2 separate regions of the Homo sapiens genome follow, and region 2 is linked to region 1. The links are chromatin loops, found by intact Hi-C in ENCODE. Cell type or tissue: psoas muscle. All regions are shown on one strand.

What was found. Hi-C counts contacts between places; a loop is a spot of excess contacts. Peaks named below come from ENCODE experiments on the same cell type or tissue, not always from the same donor. Only the 100,000 strongest peaks of a DNase experiment are listed, where the experiment ranks them.
Region 2: it touches region 1 in a loop (7-fold over the local background); 1 of 110 quality-filtered maps calls a loop at or near these places.

Annotation. Positions count from the first base shown.
Region 1 is chr10:101,227,208-101,229,707 of GRCh38, forward strand. It overlaps LBX1 (ladybird homeobox 1), which reads right to left and starts at 2,256. Exons shown (of 2, transcript NM_006562.5): 1 at 1,284-2,256; 2 at 1-583. The coding sequence starts at 1,608. The coding sequence ends at 63. LBX1-AS1 (LBX1 antisense RNA 1) reads left to right here and starts at 2,387. Exons shown (of 3, transcript NR_029380.1): 1 at 2,387-2,500. In psoas muscle, CTCF peaks have their summits at 1,214 and 2,005; DNase peaks (open chromatin) are centred at 4, 433, 1,214 and 1,904; H3K4me3 peaks cover 2,500 bases; H3K27ac peaks cover 2,500 bases; H3K27me3 peaks cover 1,483 bases.
Region 2 is chr10:101,485,444-101,487,943 of GRCh38, forward strand. All of the region lies in intron 4 of BTRC (beta-transducin repeat containing E3 ubiquitin protein ligase), which reads left to right. Among named protein-coding and RNA genes, the nearest start is that of POLL, 100 kb to the right of the region's middle. In psoas muscle, no CTCF peak of the experiment used is centred here; no DNase peak of the experiment used is centred here; H3K4me3 peaks cover 1,425 bases; H3K27ac peaks cover 1,361 bases.

The DNA.
Region 1 (2,500 bases):
CCGGGAGGCGTTGGGCTTTCGAGCGCTAGGAGCCCAGGGCGGCGGAAGACCCGGGGCGCCGCTCAATCGTCCACGTCGATCTCTTCGTCTTCCTCGTCCTCCGAGCAGTCCTGGCTGCTGGCCGGCTGGTCCGTGAGCGGAGAGGCAGGCGAGAGCTGCAGGGCGCCAGCGCCCGGGGCCTTCGGGGCGCCTGGGGGGAGGACCGGAGAGCCGGGCCTCGACTTGGCCCTGCCGCAGCCGCCGCCACCGCCGGCTGTGGCCTCCGAGTTCTGCTCGAGTTCGGCCAGCGCCACGATGTCCATCTGCCCGCTGGGGCCCAGTTTCTTGGCGGACTCTACGTCGGCCTTCATCTCCTCCAGGTCCCGCTTGAGCTTAGCGCGCCGATTCTGGAACCAGGTGATGACTTGCGCGTTGGTGAGGCCCAGCTGCTGCGCGATTTGGTCGCGATCGGCGGGGGACAGGTACTTCTGGTATAGAAAGCGCTTTTCCAATTCATAGATCTGGTGGTTGGTGAAGGCCGTGCGCGACTTTCGCCGCTTCTTAGGGGTCTGCCGCTGCCCAAAGATGGTCATACCGTCGCGGCCTGGGAGGAAAGGACAGTGTAGGCTCGCGTTGGGAGAGAGGAAGCCCACCCTGGCTCTCGCCCCCGTAACTCCGTAACCCACCCAGGCCTGTCCGGCCTGCAGTCTACCAATGTTCCCTTCTCAGATTTAATTCAGCCTCCAGGACCAGGGCAAGTCTTGGCTATGGCAAACCATCTCCTGTCTTTGGTCTCCCAGAAGTCCCTAGGAAAAATTGTTTTGGTCTCTGCCCCCTACCTAAGAGTTGGTTTGAAAGACCCAAAGTCTCTAAGGGTATGAGAAAGCCAGACAGAGACACCCTAATTGCGGTGTGAATGTTGGTTCTCCATCCCTTCCCAATCACTTCAACTCTACCCTACCCATAAGGTCCCCGGCAAAAGACTCTCGATTCCCCACGCCGAGTAGCCGGGCTAAGAGCGCCCAGGACACTGGGAACGCAAGGGAGCCCGGCAAAGCAAGCAGACTGCGGAAAGAGCTTGGCCACCCTTCTCCTGCCACCCCCCAGCTCTGGCCTACCCAGAGGTCCCTGGGAAATAAGGATTGGGTCCCGTCCCACATATCTTCACTCCCATAAGCAGCTGCTCAGGCTGGAAGGCCCTGGCGGCCGGAGAGGGCAGAGGCGAGCAGAGGCATAGGGGACGAAGCGCGCAGGGCACAGGGCGCGAGGCGCTGGGTGCAGGGGAACCCAGCAGCTGCGCCTACCTTCGGCTGCCTGCAGAACGCTGACCTCCAGCCCCTTAAACGTCTTGCTGGCGAGCTCCTCCAGCGCGCACAGCGGCGAGGTCTGCGAGAGCAGCGCGCGGCCCGCCAGGGGCAAGCCGCCCTGCGCGTGCTTGTCCGCGGCGGCCAGCAGGTGCGCCGCCCCGCACAGCGAGTAACTTCTCCGCACAGACGGCTTGTTGAGGATGTCCTCGATGCTGAACGGCGTCAGTGGCTTGTTGGAGTTGGCAGGCGGAGGCAGGTGGTCCAGCGGGCTGCGCCGCCGCTCCTCCCCCGGCGCCGCCTTGCCGTCCTCCTTGGAAGTCATCTCGGCCTTGTTCGGGGTCCCGGCCGGGGCGGCTCGGGCCGCGGGGACCCAGCCCGCGGGCAGCTCGGGCGCCGGACGGCGCGGGCAGGCAGCGGCGGGTGGAAAGGAGGCCGCACTGGGCAGGGCGCGGGCCGGGCGCGGGGCCGATTAGCGCGGCGGCTGAGGAGGGGAGAACAGCGCGGGGCCCCGGGAAGAGGGCGCTGACGCGGGCGCCGCTGCTGCTGGGGCTTCCAGCAATCCGGGGCCGGAGCCGGGGCGCGCTGCGCGGGGCTCCAGTTTCGCCAACCCCGGTGCTATTTAAAGGTGTCAGGTGGCTCGGCAGTGGCTCCTGGCCCCGGGTCCTGGCGGCCGCAGTTGGAAGAGCCGAGGCGAGGGCGCCGATCCCGGACTGCGAGGGAGGCGGAGAGACGGGGCAATTGACTATTGCTAACAAGTTAGCCTTGATCGCGGTGTAATCAATTATCTGCAGCGGCACTTCTTTCTCTTTCTCTCTCCTTTCTCCCTTTTTCCTCTCTTCTTTGCCTCTGTTCTCTCCTCCTGTTCTCGCTCTCCCTCCCTCCCTCTCTCTTCTCTCTTCTCTGCTCCCCCCTTCTCTCTCCTTCTCTCCCTCTCCCTCGCCCTCTCTTTCACTCTCTGTCTGTCCAATGCAGGCGGCTGTAAGTTGGGAAGCTCATTAATTAGCGGGCCGGGGGTAGGAGGAGCCGGCTGGAATTAGCCTGCCTAATGCGCCTGTCAGTCCGGGCGCTGCGCTGCGTTCGGCCCGAGCTGTTTGTAAATTACATTAGCTGCTCCTTTATTGCACCCGAACCTCGGGCGACTGAAAAGCCACCGCCCCCACCCCAAACTGCGAGCCGCGCTCCTGGCGCACCCGCCTCCCGCCGGCCTAGCTGCA
Region 2 (2,500 bases), 260 kb after region 1:
GCAGATCTGCAGAGAAAGGCAGGACCCAGGTTTTAGTGCTGATTCTGGATGGCCCTTGAATATAGACAGAATATAGACAGCTTATAACAAAGCCATTCCAAGGCAGTTTTATTTTACAAATCTAAAACTTTCGGTAGTTCTTTTGAACTACCGTGTTTCTGTAAATTTCTTCAGTGAACTCTATGAACCGTTTTTTTTGTTTTTGTTTTTGTTTTTAAATAGCAGCGGTTCAGCTGTTGGGAACCACTGATATATCTGACTGAGGCACTTCAAGATGCTAGAATTTATTCATATTTCTATCTAGCCAGGGAGCTAATAGGCTCGAGCTTGTCTTTGTGGATTGATCTAGATTAGCATGAAATGAGCCCAGTCAGTGTCTTCCTCAGTGAAAAGGGAGAGGTTAGGGGAAAGAGGGATGAAAGAAGAAAGTTCTTCATCAAGAATTGACTGCAGTATTGCCTGCTGATGCATGTCGGATCACCCGCACAGAGAGATCACATGGCTTCTCCAAAAGTCAAACGATCAATTCGCCTCGTTTTGGCTCTGTACTTAATGCACAAACAGTGCGATCTGCGGGGCTGTAATTGCATTGTTAGGGCCAAGGAACAAGGCTGTGCCTTTTCAGCAGACAGCTGGCAGGGAGAGAGGCATGTTGTTAGGAAAGAGAGAGGCAAGGCAAATAAAATTACTGCTAACGCTCAGAGATCGGCAGGAGTCCTACTTGCCTAATCTTACCGGTGGGAGCAAGCGGCTGTTGTAATCCAATTATAGCAGCATAAGCAATTTGTTAGACACTCCGCATAATGTAACAATTTCCCAATAAACTCTGACTTGTAATAACGTCGGCAAGAGTCCGCATAAATCTGCCCGAATGGTGGGGGCTGGAGCATTCGGCTGGGGGCTTGTAATTGGCGCCATCAGCACGTTTTGCGGAGTGCAGTATGGTGCAGTCTTTTAGTGCAGGAATTTTAAGGAGAAAAGCGTGGCACATTTCTCAGGGAAAAAAAAAAAAGTGGCCATTAAAAGGGGAACAGCAAGAAGGGCATACTCTTGCCGTCACATTACCTAGGAATCTTAGTGTAGAAAGAAAACAGGAGGAAGCCATGTTTCCTCCTAATACTAAAGAGGGGAGGTGGGGAAAAGAGTGTGTGAATTAGTTAAATTTCTTTATTTAAAAGGCATCGGTTTCTATTATTTATACCTTCATCTCCAGCCCCCTAAAATGCTGTTCAGGCAGGGTTTAGCTAACATTTTTATAAAATGGTCATACTCAAGACAAGCCTAGAAATGCCAAGTTAAAATCTGTTTTCTTCTGGAGTTAGCATTTTCTTTACAACATGAAATATATATTCTTTATGACCAGGACAAATCTTTTGAAGATATTATCTCACTGAATATCAGACCTTTCTGTGGTGTTCTGACTTCTGCTTTAAGAAACTGTCACTTACTGAAGGGTTTAAATCTCAGCTTGTTTGCTTAGCTGCACTGCTTCTTTTCTCATTCTGAAACATATTGTGAATATCTATGATACTAGGATTAGTAATCAATCTTATTGAAACATTACATTTTATAAGAACATATCATTTAAATTTATACTTGTGTGATCATTATAGAAATAATTTTGATTCCTAAGTAATAAAATTTCTGTTTTGGAAAAAATATTTGTTGTTATATGGGACAAAATAAAATCACCCTTATTAATTGATTAGCATTTGTAGTCACAGAATAGGGTTTCTTGTTATATAAGGTATAGGAGGTGAAGCGTGCTTATGGATTTGAGTTAATAGATTTTCATGCTACTCAATGTTTATTAAATGTTACCTACTTTCTTATGCCAACCCATTTCTTCATTGCTATATAATTTGTGTCAAAACCAACTATATGAAGAACAGGATTTTTCAGAATATCCTGTTGCTGTGGGTATTACCACAATAAATACTTACTTGCAGACTTAAACATTTCCTTTTGCTGAAACAAATGCAGCCTTCTTTGACTGGAGCTACATCAATAAACTGCAGTGCCTCTAATAAAGCCACTCAGTGTCTGGGTTTAACTAATGGCTGATTTTCATGGCTTTGACAGTGAGCTGTGTGCGTTATTTTCTCCTGATATTGTAAAAATAATGAGAGCAAATTAGAACAATCAGTTTACACAGATAGCTCCTGATTGGAGGCGATGGGCAATATGGCAGCAGGTAATCCATCTTTGGACTCCTGTCACATTAACTTCAACAGTGTGAAAAGATCAGGTGGGGTAAGCAGGGATCCTACCCAGTCGGAACACTGAAATTAATGAGAAGAACAGTGTTCTGTGATCAACCTTTTAATTAGCAAGAGTGGAAACAGAGGGAATGATGAAGGGAGCACCACAGCTGCACAATGCCAGGCTCAGTTTCTGAAAAGGAAAGCAAAAAAATCTGTGTTTTATGTTACTTTTTTTCTTGCTGTGTACAGGCATTATCTTTCCATTCTAGAGCTGGTTGCAGGCTTAAGAAATACTG